Regions from separate parts of the Mus musculus genome. Here region 2 is linked to region 1. A link is a loop called in an ENCODE intact Hi-C map of the cell type or tissue named here. Cell type or tissue: left cerebral cortex. All regions are shown on one strand.

Region 1 (8,000 bases):
ACCAGTTCAGTTTACATAATATGTCCATTTCCTACAACCACTTTAACAAACTATCACACCGAGGACAATTTAAGAGCAACAGAAATATAACATTCTGCACTTCTGAAGACTGGAAGTCCAGAACAAAGATGTCAACAGGTCCTTGCTCCCTGTGACACCTCTGGCGACACAGAGAAGACACCTTCCAGCTGATTGTCCAACTCTTCATTTGGGTGGCTATGTGACTTCACCTCCACCTTCTTTGTTACAGGATATTTATTCTCTGGTGTCTCCTAAGATCACTGCCATTCTATGCCTATGCATAAATTCCCCTGTCTGTGCAGACATCAGTCATATTGCATTCAGTATTATTTGAATACTTCAACTTACCTGGAAGGTCTGAGACATATATCTATTTCACAGCTGATTGGTAATCCATGCCTTCTGAATGTTCTGTCAGTCTAATAAAAGCTTATCAAATTTATTGAACCTTGCGAAAAATGCAACTCTTTATTTCACTCATCATCATCATCACCACCACTACCACCATCATTAAACTTCTTTGATTTCTTTTTTTAATTTATTTTTTAATTAGGTATTTTCTTCATTTACATTTCAAATGCTATCCCAAAAGTCCCCCAGACTCTGCCCCCACCCACTCCTTTAACCACCCACTCCCACTTCTTGGCCCTGGTGTTCCCCTGTACTGAGGCATATAAAGTTTGCAAGACCAAGGGGCCTCTCTTCCCAATGATGGCCAACTAGGCCATCTTCTGATACATATGCAGCTAGAGACACGAGCTCCGGGGGGTACTGGTTAGTTCATATTGTTGTTCTACCTATAGGGTTGAAGACCCCTTTAGCTCCTTGGGTACTTTCTCTAGTTCCTCCATTGGGGGCCCTGTGTTCCATCCAATAGCTGACTGTGAGCATCCACTTCTGTGTTTGCCAGGCCCCGGCATAGCCTCACAAGAGACAGCTATATCAGGGTCCTTTCAGCAAAATCTTGCTGGTGTAGCAAATGGATGGACCTGGACGACATCATCCTGAGTGAGGTAACCCAATCACAAAAGAACTCACATGATATGTACTCACTGATAAGTGGATATTAGCCCAGAAACTTAGAATACCCAAGATTCAAGATACAAATTGCAAAACACATGAAACTCAAGAAGAACGAAGACCAAAGTGTGGACACTTTGCCCCTTCTTAGAATTGGGAACAAAACACCCATGGAAGGAGTTATAGAGACAAAGTTTGGCGCTGAGACGAAAGGATGGACCATCTAGAGGCTGCCATACCCAGGGATCCATCCCATAATCAACTTCATTGCTTTCTGATCTTGGTTAATTGTATGCGGCTTTGTGCATACGTGCACATGCTCAGGAGTACAAGTGAGTTTGGAGATCAGACAATGACTTAAGGATTTATTTGTCTCTTGCTACCAGTGAGATTCAAAGCATTCTCCAGCATGTTGTTTTTTCCATGGGTCCCCAGTATCAATGTCAGTTTGGCACTATTGCTATTGCAAGTCAAATACTTTCTTTCCCGAACTGCTCCTTCCGAGACCCATGGCCTTCTTGGTTTGGCATTATTTTACACTGCTTTTCTCTCTGCATCCTTGAGAAAGAAGGTTACATCACCAATTGGTACTTTTCTTACATATTCATTTGGTGCAAAGTAACTTCCAATCAGGCCTGCTTAATAGTTTCTAGGAGATGAAATACACATTGAACTTAAAGTATTTTTTAAAGTTTTCTTTAGATACCCTCCTCTTTGGTCCCTATATTTTGAAGTGTATAGGGGAGAGTTTGCTTGGTCTTTGCTGGTTTGCTGTTTTGCTTTGAAATGAGATCTTGTTCTGCATCTCATGATGAAGCCCATGCTGGCCTGCCACTCATACAGGGGCCTGAGCAAGCCTAAAAATGTAAGCCTGTAGGATGGCTTGCCAGCCAGTGTTTCTTCTGTTCTTGATTTTGCTTCTTCTTTTTTTTTTCCCCATTATGTGATTTCAATTATTTTAAATTTGCATACTGAGTTTGGCTTTCTGCCCCAGGATATTGTTCCAAATCTGAGGATACTCAGGCAAACCTGACCTGCCTTTTCAAATCATTTTACCAAACATTAGATGTCCTCACAGATGTGGAAATTGCTGATACAAGAGACCAACTCTACTTTTATAATACCTGTTTATAAAAATGTGAAGGATTGTTTTAACATCTCTGTCATGTCAGTTCAGGGTTCCTACTAATTGCTTTGTGTGTTTTTATTAGTTATTAGCCTGATACATAATGTCCTCACAAACCTGATGACTTAGGATAATATGTCTGAAGCCTGAGTCTTACTTAATTGCTTTAGCTAGCTTCTTGCAGGTCAAAGCAGGCAGGACAATGCTGCTCTATTACTGCCAGTACATTAGCTTATTAGGCTCCCAGATTACTTCTGAAGGGATAGTGGTCCACACCTCAGCCTTGCTAGGTAGTTCCTTTCTGGTCTAACTGATAGCTCTGTGGCTATGTCTCCAAAGATGTGCACCAAGGCTGCTACATGACCTCATTACTTCTGAGCTTTAGGCCTCCTCTAAATTGCCACCAAGGTTCTCTAAGGGCTATACAGAGCTCAAAATCTCCCCACCTTCTTTGCTCTCATAACATCTATCTGGGTGGTATTGTGGCTGGTTAGGAGAACCCTCTATTGGTGCCAATTTGTGGAGATGTCAATTGCTTCTTCCTGGAAGGGATGAAAGTCCTGATCCATGCTTAGTCTTTCTTGCACAATTGACCCTACGAGTGACTTGCATCCTTCCAGCTCAGGACACTGGAATATGAACTTCCCCCATAGCCTTTGGTGTTACAGTTTAGAGTGGGATTTTCTCCTCTAACATTCAGCCATCATGAAGCAGGTATCTGTGCATTTTCTGCCTGTCTAGGCTGTTTCTGTCATTTGGCTAGAGACCCCCACTACATTCTTTGCATGGTCAGGCCCCTAGTTGTTCTCCTTGCTTCTGCCAGAATTTTTCTATATACAATTCATAATATGGAGAGTCCTAGTTAGACTTGCAAGAAGCAAAAGGGGAAATTTTATTTATCTCATCTTCCCATTCCTGGAAGTCTCAGGGTATTCATTTTTAGTTTGCTTTTCAATTCAAAAAGAAAGGGCACAAGGTTCCATGCCCTCTTTTTAACAGAGAGTTGCTATCATCAGTGTCTTGATTTCTTTCTTTAAAAAAAAAGTCTGTTTCTGCTCAAAGAGATGCTGAGCAGACAATAGAGCATCAGTAAATCTTGCCTTCGGTTCTGAAAGCTGCCTCAGAAGGATGGCCACTGTCGCGAGTTTTTGAAACTTTTATCTCCTCATAGGGTCAAACAGGTGAGAGATGATGGTGTCCCATTTAAGGAAAATGAGTTACATGGAGACAGGAGAGAGTTAAAACAGGACAGAGGCTTAGAAGAAAGCAAAGGAGCTGGATACATTGACACAAGTGACCACGCCTGCACCTCCTGTTTTGTTGTAGAGGACAAATAGAGGGTCTTCAAGGGGATGTGTGTGCCACCAGTAGGGGCAGCGGGAAGCCAGAACTGCCAGAAGTGAGCCTGTAAATGCAGCCAAGTGGATGAACAACTTCAGGGCTGAGACTTGGTGTTCACCAGAGAAAGCAAGGGGCGGGACTGGACTAAGGGGAGGGGAGTGAGCAGGGAGCAACAGCGAAAGGCACAGAAGGCAGTCAGTCCCCCGAGACCTGGGAGGGAGGCGGGAATTAGGCTGAAGGGTCAAGTCCAGCCAGCAGTTTTCAAGATCTGAGCAGACCACAGGAGGCGCCACCAGGACATCTCTGCAGCGCTTGGTGGCCAGGGAGGAGCGAGCATCAATCTCCGCTGCGGGTCTCAGTCACTGCTGCTCCAGCCTGCACGTCTCTGTCCTCGCGCAGGGCGCTCAGGCTTCTTAGCCTTCGCCTGCGCTGTCAGCTTTTCTCTGCCTGCGGTCAACCATGGATGTCAACTCCCGGCTTTCTGTGCAAAGGTAAGACTCGCTTCTCCATATGCCTAATGTGATGTCTCTCAAACTCCGCTGGGCACTAGAGATCATAGGCAAAGTTGCTTTCCACCCTTTGCTCTCCTTAGAGATTCCCACGGAGAAGTCAAGTTCCTGCACGACTGATCCTTGGGATCGGCCCTTGAGAGGTGGGGGTGAGGGGTGGGGGCTTCAATTCTGTTAGCTACCCCACTGGGCGCCCGGCTGGGTGGGGCCTGTGTGCTGGAGCCAGGTGCCTGCCTCTAAGGCTGGGGGAGGGGGGGCTGGGGGCGGGTAGTGGTGGTGAGGTCTCCTCTGCCAGGCGAGGTATCTGGGGAATCGGGCTTTTAGTGTTATATTACCTGGAGCAGTTTTGCGCCTTGACTTGGAATGCGTTCCAAGGTGGAGAACAGAGACCTGAGGGATCAAGACCAAAGCTGATTTACCTCCAGTTCTGTTGACCTTAACCTGGGTTAGTGTTTGGGGCTTTGGAGTGAGCTACAAGGTCTTGTAGGCTTGGGGAGGGGGAGATCTCTTAGATCTCTCACTGGCACTAACCTGAGCCCACCTGTAATCCTGGGCAGAGGAGACCTCTTTGGTCCTTTAGCATCTCTGAAGCGCTAGTTCCACCTAGTGTCTGAGTCCCTTCCCCAGACCGGTAAGTCCAGCCACCTGAAAGACGTGGTTACAATGTTTTGTTGTTTGGTCTTGTGTTTCCTCTCTCTTTCCTCCTGTTCTGCTCTACTCCGGACCCAGCTGGAGAATTCAGTACTCTATGACTTTTGTTCTTCTCCCTAAAAAATATCCGGGTTGAACCGAGTCTATCTCTCAGGTGCCCAACTGAGCAGGTAGCTTTGAGCCCTTTGTGCTCTCTGCCCAGCAGGAAACTGAGCATTCGCAGTTCACACCTAGAGCTCCTAGTACTGTTGAATGCTGCAGCCTGGGCTGCCATGCTGAGATCCCACAGGCCCACCTTTCAACTCCACCGAGGCTCAGGGCTAATCTTTTAGGCTCTTACTTCTTATCTCCCCACCCCAACTCACCCCACCCCAACCAACCCCAAAAAACTAAGGTAGTTTTCAGCTGACACTGTCAAGCACTGAAATAAACAAGTTGAGCTAGAATTCTTGGGTTGCATAGGAACATAGGAAGACCCAATACTCACAGGCTAAGGCTCACAGACAGTAGCCAAGATAGAGGGAGAGCTGGGATAAGGCTGGGGGTACAGCAGGTTACATATTGCCTTTCAAAGGATCAGAGCCTTCCATCTATATCTGCAAGTGTTCGTGTTGTGTGATAGAACTAGTCTCCCCAGCGTCCCATCCATCACCCACCTCTGTAAATCTAGCAAAGGACTTTGAGGTTTCTATACAATGCCTGGAGCCTAAGTGAGGCTCTAGCTCTCTGGCTCAAATGGGAACAGATGAACACTGAGTCTCTCTATTTCAGCCTCATGTCTGGAAAAGCAAGTATAGAGCTATGGGAGGGAAGATTTTAAAAGCCTTAAAATTAACCATTGTTGTCGATGTAGGTAAAAGTTCAACAACGTTTTAAAAGTTGAGCTAGAGGTTTGCTGTTTACTGTCTGGAGAAATGCTTCTTTGAATTGAAGTGTTCAGGGCTAAGGATACAGCTCATTTATAAAGCTCCATCCAGCCTTGCATACATGAGGCCCTAAGTCCCATCTTCAGTTTCTACCCCCATTCCTACAAACTGAAATGGTGAACTAAGTAGTCCCCCAATTCCAAAAAATAAAAATTAAAAATTAAAAAAATCTTTTTAAAAGGTGTTTTTCATAACGAATTGTTTACTTTAAAGCTATCTTTTCAGATCGTCAGGAGTGTGGCTCAATCCTGACTCAATTTCCATCTAATCCTGGAACATTTCCTAAAGGATTAGAAATAAAGCATTCCGATAACTTACTGAGATCTTTTATGGGGTGGCGACAGAGGTGGCTTTATAAAGAGCAAGCAAACTAATTGAAGGCCCACATCTGAATCTTGATAGCATATCTCCAGAAATAAACCTTCTGACTATTACCACTTACTTACCAAGAAACATCGCCTCTCCCCTAAGTCAGAATAATAGTCTCATCTCTTGGAGCATCTTTGTTCATTTCTTTGCTTTAGTGCAGGTAAGAATCCCAATTTCTCTCTCATCAGATCTCATGAGAGGCCATGGGAATTAACTTTCCACATATATGTGAAAGCAGAATTAGAATTTGAACTGATACCTGTATGCCTTGTATTAATCACTAGACTTATTTAGGCAAGCTTGAGTTTTGAAGAACTGGCAGTTGGATATTCTACACAAGTGTTTTTGAGAAAGTGGCAAAATGATCAAGTAATAACAAATCATTATAGATCAAGCATATATTGTGCAGATCAGAAACACTCTCAGTATTTAATAAAGTTAAGTCAGTGATTAAAATAACAGCATTTCGTTTAAGTAAGATAAAATAATTTAGACATCTATTCAGTAATGAGCAGAAAAAACAACAAGATTTCGGGGAAATGGTTTAATTATAGGATATTTTGTGCTGTTAGAATTTTTTTACTTGCTTGGTGATTTCAGGTAAAACAGAATATAACTGGGACACTAATCCAGCAATACTCTGTGGTGTATCATCTCAGACCAGAATTTGATTAATAATTTGGTAACTTTAAAACATGGCTTTTTAACAATGAAAATGTTGACAGTTCTACGAGATATTATAATCTATTAACCTTGTATTTGCAAAAGTTTCACCTTATTTTCACTGTGATGATTTTAATTTTCAAATATATAAGTTGTATGAAGCAGATTAAAGACTTTTTTTTTCTTTTCCATTTTTTATTAGGTATTTAGCTCATTTACATTTCCAATGCTATAGCAAAAGTCCCCCATACCCACCCACCCCCACTCCCCTTCCCACCCACTCCCCCTTTTTGGCCCTGGCGTTCCCCTGTACTGGGGCAAAGACTTTTAAAAACCTCTGCAAAGAGAAGCCCGAAAATGTCTCCAGGAAGAAAATCAGGCACTAGAGAAATCAATATCCTTTGCAGCAGATGTATTATAAACCCAGAATTTCATGCTCTTTTCTGGCTAGTAGTCTGGTAGAAATAAAATGTTTAAAAGAAAATGAAGGCTTTTGCTTCGGTTTGGCTACTTTTACAGCTAAAAGTTTTGGAAACACTTATTCACTTATTTGTTTTATGAAGTTTATTTCCCTAAATCACATAATTAGGTGTTTGGAAAAAAAAAAGAATCGAGGTTCTCTCTTAAGTGATTCTTGTAGCTGTTATTCCTGCACCACAGCTACCCTTTACAGACGAAAGTCAATATCATCTACATAAGCAACTGTGTACAGAATCACATTTAGAATTTATTAAGTGTCATTTCATATATTAGATTATTTGATCATTGCATCCCTGGGAGTTAATTATAGCAGATATTACTTCTACTTGCTAGCAATACCTTTGAAGCAAAAGGAAATTAAATAAAGTAAATACCAGATTTAAAAGTCCACATACATGACACCTAGGACACCTCAAAGTCCTTTGGCTTCAAGTCTAGCCTTTTTTTTTTTCTTTCTTGTATTGGCTATGAAATCACAGTTGTTTTTTATAGGAGAGAAGAAATGATGGCCTGGCCATAATGGTAACATCATTCTCAGACATATAGGGGCAGCCGGGATGCAAGATGATCTTCAAAGCACAAGCCTTGAAATGCCCTTTTAAAAAAAAGTTACAAACAAAACATTTCAATAGAGTTTATTTAGGGCATGGGGAGGGGGTTAAATAGAGACAGAGAAAGGCAGAGAGAGAGAGAGAGAGAGAGAGAGAGAGAGGAGTAGAGGTCAGCCATGAGCACAGAGCAGGGAGGGGAATGGGGAGAGAGGGGGGAAAGGCGGAGAGAGCAAGAGCAAGAGAAGAGCAAAAATCATTTTTTATCTATGCCACATTTGAGCTAGAATTGGAAGTTGAAGAGTTATTCTCTTTCTCAATATTCATTTACATTTTTATACTATAT
Region 2 (8,000 bases), 190 kb after region 1:
ACAGTAAAATCAAAGCTACAGAAGTGTGAAGCACCTTAAGACAACAGTAAGATCTAATGAGTACTTCTGTGAAATATGAGCTTGTTAAGGATGCTGTAACAAAATGTTCATACTGGACAACTTAAACAACTTAAACTCACTTTTAAGAGTTCTAGAGGTTTGAAGCCCGAGTTCAAGGTGCATAAGCATATATTTCTTCTGATCTCTTTCTGTCTCTCTCTGTCTCTTTCTGTCTTCTGTGTGTGTGTCTGTCTCTCTCTGTCTCTCTCTCTGTGAGTCTCTCTTTCTCTGGCTGAAAAATGGATTCTTCATTTTGTCTCATGTGATCTTTTCTTTGAGCACAAATGAGTGGGTCTCTTTCTCTGGTTTTCTACTTTGTATGGTGGACTATTAGACCACTTGGAACAACGGGTCTTATGTCATTATATTTCTAAAAATTGGTTAAATTTACTCAAAACAAATTACCTAGGCAAGTTATGGTATATGTAATTTGTAGCAACTAAGACTTTGTGCTAAAAAGGTCTTGCTTTCTGGTAAATAGATATTCATATTTTTCTGTTTCAATTCTTCCTCTATACCAGATCTAACAGCAAGATGCTCTAGATATTAAACAGGATTGCTAAACAAGCAATGCTAAGTCATAAGTTTGTCTATGGCCATACCACTCCAAACGTGTCTGATCTTATCAAAAGGGGGGAAGGGTGGATTAGTGCTTATAAACATTAGCCCAAATGCTCAAGAAAAGAGCTGATGCTCTTCTAAATATAGACTACCGCTGTGCCTGAGGGTGGTAGAGAAGAGCATTGGAGGAAGGACGTCTCCATACTGCAGCTTCAGCAAGGAGCCTTCTGGGAAACAAAGATGCTCCCCTGAGCCCTTGGACGAAAGCAGGCAGTTAACATAAGCACCTTTCCTTGGGCACAAGTCAGTACTGATACCAACCTTCAAATAGACGTTCTCCAGGGAGATAGGGAAGATCAAACACACAACAATCAACAACAGTATTGAAGGATACTCGAACTAGAGTATCCATGTGTTCATTCTATTGCCATAATTTCATGTTATAAAGAAGGAAATAAATTTGATAATGGGAGTGTTCGCATCAGACTGGAGCAATGGGTGGAGTCTGGTCTTACTCCAAGGCCATATGTAGTGGGTTTTCTCTCCCTGATGAAGTATCTCACTGTCTTCAGCGTTTGGTTTGCATTCTGTGGTCTGCTGTCTGCCCTCTTGGCCAGGCTGCAGTATTGGAGAGTGGACCACTACTGAGGGTTTGCTTAAGGACAAGTCTGAGCTGAAATCTCAAAGACAGCAAATCTCTCACCCTGCACTGAATAAGCAACATATGAAGTCAACCCCTATGCAATTATTACAGCTCAACATTTGTCAAAATTGGCAATTGTATATGATTTACACTAATTTCGTATTCATGGCAATAACCCAAAGCACTCTAACTATTCATCTACTTCTCCTTGGAGAGTGTCTACTGCACAGTCCTTTTGCCTCAGGCACACCTAGGAAATAAGTCTTATACTGCCTGGGGAAAGAAGGCCAAAATTATCTTCCAGAAGCTTCCATCACCTTCCACACACAAGCTGTAAAGAAAGGAAGGCTGCACTTGAATTAAACAGAAATTCAGGCATTCCTCCTGCAATTGTTATTTCCATAATTAAATATGAACATGCCCTAGAAATACCAGTGGAGTGTGGGGATGAAAAATAAAATACTAAACCAAAAGCAATTCTAAAAGGGATCCTTCCCCAAAGATCCTTAAACATTGAGGGTAAAGCAAAGCAGGAATGTTGATACTCCATATACCAGAAAAGCCCATGTGATCCACATCTGCAGCCACTTGTTCTGAAGGATACTGGATTCTTTACTAACTTGCAGCAAATCCACTTAAAGTTCTGGAGCGTTTACCAGTGTCTCCAGTACGTATGAAATACGACACATCAGAAAACCTTAGGGAATGGTTCTGCCTTTGAATAGTCTAAATACTTTATACTTTTTACTTTTTTCTCCAGTATTGTTAAGGGCTCTAGGAGCATTATGAAATCATAATTAATGATATTTACATCGTATCTGTCTCCTTGCCCACAAATGAATTTCTATTGAGATGGAGGCAGGTAGAGGTGCCTTAAATGAATTAGAAACATAGCACTTTGCAAGTAAAAAAGATAAAGAACTGAGGATGACTCAGAGGACCACCAGGTTATTAAATTAAACCAAAGTAGTACTCACATTCCCAAATACATGAGAGCTCCTGAGAGATGGGAATGGAAAATAGTCATTGTATTTCTTTAACCCCCTTTATCTCCTATGACAAAGGGACTTGAATAGTGAATAGTGTATTTATGATAAAGCTTGCCCTGAATGGACAGATTCTTTCATGGGTCTTAAATCTATCAAATTCAAGTTACTGGACCAGTGTCCACAATTATCAGCTAATACTAATGGAGTGCTTACACTATATCAAAACCTTTATGTATTTATTAATTTATTTTAATCTAAGAAAAGTTCCCATGTACAATTCTATTTTAAAGATAAGAAAACTGAATTACAGAATGTTTGATGGCACTAAGATCTCAGTGACCAGAAGCAGACGTGCAGAATATTTAAACAGGCCTCAGAGTTCAGTCTAGAGGCCATCTAGTGTTTCTTCTTTTGTTCTATAAAGCAGATCCTTGGTTACCTCTCATGTCCTAAAAGGAAGGTACAGCAGCTGGACCCCCTTGCCACCTGCTCATGAGTAGCAGACTTCCTCAGTTTGGTCTCATAGGTTTTTAAAGCAAATGTTCCTGTTTTAAAGAAAATTTTTATGTGCATTTGTATTCTGCCAGCATGTATGTCTATGTGAGGATGTCAAATGCTCTAAAACTGGAGTTAAGGCAGTTTTCAGCTGTCATGTGGGTGGTGGGACTTGAACCTGCATCTTCTGGAAGAGCAGTCAGTGCTTTTAACTGCTGAGTGATCTCTCCAGTCCCTGATCTCATACTTTTGTCTTTGCCAACCAAAACCAAAATTATTTGGCCATGAAGTTCACAATTATGTAATGAGAAAATAGATAAAGTATTTATGCTCTCAATCCACTGTAATTTCAGAAAACCTTCATTAGCTTAGAAAACAACCCATATTTGCTCTGGTAAGATAATGTTGTGAAAAGACTTCAGAGTTGCAGGCTTTGATAGAAGTTATTATAAAATAAACGTTCCCACATGGTTCCCCACAGGAGACCTTAAAGGAAATATTGGAGCTATCTATTATTCAATTTAATGGTCTCTGTCCTTCAAATAGATGGGGAAATGTCCCTGCAGAATGTCAAGATTAATGAGTTATGTCACTTGTCCCAGATCTGTCAAGATAGTCCCAAGCTTTAAACTGTACCACATTCTCAGTAACTGTATCCCCACATAACCCTTATCTGTAAGGGTCCTGGAATTTAAAACATTGCACTGTACAGTCTCTGTTTGTCAAGAAAAGCAAAAACTGCAGAAAGATAAACACTGCCACCTGCTGAGAGGAGAGAAGAAACCAAAGCATGTAAGCCAATAAGCCCTGGGAAACAGCAACATCTTCCAGGCTTCATCAAAGGGACCCAATGCATCCTTGCTCTCCCCAATGGACACGTGACATGTGTGAGCACATATTTAATTAAGCAACATGCCATATTTTCAATAAAAGAGCATTAAAGGTGGCTTTGTCCAAAGCAATGAATCCAACCTTTCTTTACAGGCAAAGTAAATGCCAATCCTCTCCATTATTTTATCTTCTGCTTCCACAGAACATTTCTGGAATTTACATCTCTAAAGGTTCACAAATCATATGCAAACCAATTTAGCACTTCCAGAGAAGGGGAGAAAGTGAAGAAGGTAGAGAGGTAAAGATGGGCAATAGAGACAAAATCATTCCAACTTCTGAGCATGTGTTACCTACCACATCTCACCGCTCCTATTCCTTCCCTCTTAGTAAACATACTGATTTATGAGGAAGTCTTATAAACACAAAAGAGTACAACTTATAATTTTACTATTTATTTTATAAAGAATCTTAAAAGGTGAGAGGAAGCTGGAGTCATTTACAATTTTTTTCAATCTCTGTTCCTGGCACCTGAGTGGTAATACAATGGTAACTTATAAACTGGATGCAGTAAAACCAGAAGCTACAATATATTGAGGTCAGTGCTTATGATTTGCTGGCTAGAGGGGAAAAGGAGGAAAGTGTGCAATCCCCTGTTGGCTGGAATGGAGCTTCTGTGGTAGCATCAAATGTAAAGGACAGAGAGGGAAAAACTATAGCCACCCCTCTGTAACCATGGAGTACTTTAATCATAGAGTCAACCAAATCTGAATCAAAACTGGTTTTGGAAACCATATTTATGTGAGGAATATGGACCACACCCTAATCATCTAAGCTGGCAATCTCCTCACTTCTTAGTACTTCTGGTTCAATACAGAACCTTAAAAGATACTAGTTACATGGACAAGGCATGCACGAAATCAGTCTAGTAATATACTAATACCCCAGCCTGGAGTGGGAAGGGGCTTACCAGCCCTCACTGTAGGCTGAGCTCATATTCAGCTCATTTAATTAATTTAGCAGTTGATGGCTGTAAAGGGAGGAGAATCTGGTGCAGCTCTGGTACAAATGTTCCACCCGATTGCCCTATATCCCTAAGTACATGGCCAGCAAAAATTAGACAGTGTTCTGTTTATCTTTTTTTAAAGAAAATAGATATGAAATTGGGAGGGTCAGATCTGGGAGGAATTTATTAGAAAAGATGATGAATATAATCAAAATATATTAATAAAAAGATAATTTCCCCAGGAATGTTAAATTTTATTTGGTAAAAATGATTATCTAAATGTGTCTTCCTAAGATACTATAAAACATCAAAATATTTCAGATCTTTACTGAGTTCTGAAAAAATAGTGTTCTTTTCTCAAAAAAATGTTTCTATAGTCACAAAAGTATTAATCATACAAATTGTAACTAATATTTATCACACAATTGTGTACTTGACATGCATAATCCTCAAAGTAGAACATATTATTGTAAATATTGAAAACAGGAGACTGAGAATCAGAGTGGTGAGGGAAATTTCCAATTAAGGGTTGTATCTAGATGTTTATGGGCATACCCTCTGGGTATGCTTGATCTCATCTGATCTCTTAAACTAAGCAGGGCTGGGACTGGTTTGTGCCTGGGTTGGGGAATATGTGTCTAGGCAACCTGAATATATAATTCACAAGTTTTATGATAATACTAGCTATGCTGCCTTTATTCAAATGAAAATAAATTGGTTGATGCCATCATTTTCCATATACTCTTCATTATTTAGGCACTTATCTTTAAGCCAGTTGCAGTGTCTAAAACTCTTAGTAAATATTCTTTTAAGAAAGACTTCCAGTACTGGAATCACAGGCTTATAATCCCAACTCCTCAAGAGGATAGGTAAGAGGACCACACATTCAAGGCCAGATTGAGCTACAGAAGAAATTCAAGTGCAGTCTGGGAAACTTGGCAACACATAGTCTCAGATAGACAGACAGACAGACAGACAGACAGACAGACAGACAGACAGACAGACAGATAGATAGATAGATAGATAGATAGATAGATAGATAGAAAAATAAATAAGGATAAGAGTAGAGTTCAGTGCTAGAATGATTGCTTTGCATATGCTAGCCCAAGGTTTGATTTCAAATACTGGTAGCAGAGGGGATAAAAAGTAAGACTCCATTGGTCACTTAAAGACAAGAGGAATAAACCATTACCTGACCAAAGCTTCCCACACCTTAGTTGATTAATGTGAATGTAAATGTTGCTTTAATTTCCTCAGATGAAGGGATGAGATGAAAATATACACAAGGTTTGTGAATATATGACTTGGGCTGAGCCCACAGCATTTCTATCTATTCCTAGGCCTACATCTGGAAACTTCTAGCCTCCACACAATCTAATCTTCAAGCCCAGACCTTGGAGGCTTCAGTTTCCAGACTGTCTACTAACATAAGCCTAGAATGTTTCAGCCTCAGAGACTTACTGCTGAATAAGCTCATCTTTGCTGGTTCTTTCTCCTCTCTGGCTGGCTGATTCAACTCAGCTGTTCTGGCTCAAACTTTGCTCCAAGCTGACTGATTGGATTTGGCTTCTCTTGGCTTCTGACTAGATTGCTTTGTTTGGAAAGACTGGCTCTGAACTCCCCAAACTGAACTAAACAGCACTGAATTGAATTACTTCAAAGTGAACTGAGCACAACTCTCTCTCTCCCTTACTGCCCTTTAAGTAGCTTCTCTTCCTGTCCTTTTAGAGTTAGGCATATTCTATCTTTTGACTCATTCTGTCAAATCTTTCTCTGATCACTTTGTCCTTCAATTAGATGTCATTGTTTGGGATTAAAGGTGTATAATAAGGGTGTGTATGTGTTTCAGCCAGAGGGATTAAAGGTGTGTGTCTAGCTTTTTGCTCTTTGATGCTGCGAAGGAAGCATCGCTGAAGGTGTAATATCCAAAATAAGTTCAAGACCACCTAGCCCCTTCCCCTCTGAGGAACTTTCAGAAACATAATGGTCAAAATGGCTGAGTCTACAGCTGCCAAAACAAAATGAGCTGTTCTCAGAAGAATAACTATAACGAGATAGCAGCGCCCAGAGAAATCCCCTACCACACCCCACACTGAATTCTGAGAAAGACCACAAACTGCCCTGATCTTGCTAGAATTCCCTGTGACATTAATAGGTGACTCATAAGTTCAAAATATAAAACATACTGTTGCTTTGCTTCAAAAAAAAATCCACAAGGGCAGGCAGAATGAGAGACTAGGCCAAAGGGTTACTTAGTCATGCTATGCAAACCAACCAATGCCTGAAAGGGTTACTTGCTACACCAATGAGAACAAGCCAGCTACCTTGTTGCCTAAATCTGCCCCTTACAAAGATATAAAAAGTGTGTTCTTTCTTTGTTCTGGGTCTCTCCTTTGGCCTGAGTGCTGAGAGGGGGGCCCCCACCATGTTGGAATAATAAAAATCTTCTTGCTGTTTGCAGCGATGGCCATCACTGTGGTCTTTGTGAGTCGGGGGTCCTTTGACGAACTCCAACATTTGGTGCATTGGCTGGGAAGACTCTCCTCAGGGGGACACAGACACCATGCATCAGAGGTAAAGTCTGTCTGTCTGTCTGTCTGTCTGTCTGTATTGCCAGTGTCAATTGTCTGTGTCTGTTAGGTCCCGGGAGGGGACGACTGGTTTCAGGTTCTGGAGGGTTGACTGACTAGTATTCAGGTTCCGGAGATCCGGGGTTCTCATGAGAGACCCCCATCTGGGTGGTCAGTGTAGCGCAGCAGACGTGCCTAGACATCAAGGGCCCCAGGGAACTGGAGGATGCTCCAGAATTCTCCCTGGGAGGTTGTATCGGAGGTGGTCCTTCTCAACCCAGCGATAGCTGAGAGACAGCTACTGCCTGGTTCAGGTTTCTGTGGGAAGCAGGTCATAGAACACCCTGTATTGGTCATGTTTGTTTGGTTACTTTCTGTTTCTGTGGAATTACTGTGACACTTTATCAGGAAGGTTTTTAGGTGTGTGTGTTCTGTGTCTCTTTGTGTTCAGACTTGGACTGACTGTTTTTGAGTTATGCCCTCTGGTAAAAGCCTAAGAATCCTGTCAGACCCCGATGCTGACCTCTTCCTTTCAGATCCTCAGCTGCCCTGCCTCCCACTCTCCAACTCCAGGGAGTAGGTGGAGCACAGCCTGCTGTGAGTGCTGTGCTCCCTCCCCCAGCCCCGTGTGTCTTCTCTGGTGGCTGTGTCTTCTCAGGTAGCCATGAGTCTGTTCCAAGCTCCGGTGAGGGTGGCATCTGCCCACTCGGGGCTTCTCCTGCCCAAGGTAGGGAGCATGTGAAAGTCTGATTGCCAGGCTAATGATGGGTCTCATCTCCATAGGGCTAGAAAGTGCTCCAACAATCTGACCAAGGTAAAAGAAAGTTAGAAGAAAGGACAGGGTAAGT

The links. Hi-C counts contacts between places; a loop is a spot of excess contacts. Peaks named below come from ENCODE experiments on the same cell type or tissue, not always from the same donor. Only the 100,000 strongest peaks of a DNase experiment are listed, where the experiment ranks them.
Region 2: it touches region 1 in a loop (3-fold over the local background); 9 of 42 quality-filtered maps call a loop at or near these places.

What each region holds. Positions count from the first base shown.
Region 1 is chr1:83,403,979-83,411,978 of GRCm38, reverse strand. It overlaps Sphkap (SPHK1 interactor, AKAP domain containing), which reads left to right and starts at 3,779. Exons shown (of 12, transcript NM_001356547.1): 1 at 3,779-3,999. The coding sequence starts at 3,972. In left cerebral cortex, CTCF peaks have their summits at 3,554, 3,790 and 4,645 (motif pointing left); DNase peaks (open chromatin) are centred at 3,814, 4,682, 4,841 and 5,328; H3K4me3 peaks cover 3,318 bases; H3K27ac peaks cover 3,052 bases.
Region 2 is chr1:83,213,915-83,221,914 of GRCm38, reverse strand. No RefSeq gene overlaps it. Among named protein-coding and RNA genes, the nearest start is that of Daw1, 58 kb to the right of the region's middle. In left cerebral cortex, a CTCF peak has its summit at 3,521 (motif pointing left); a DNase peak (open chromatin) is centred at 3,511.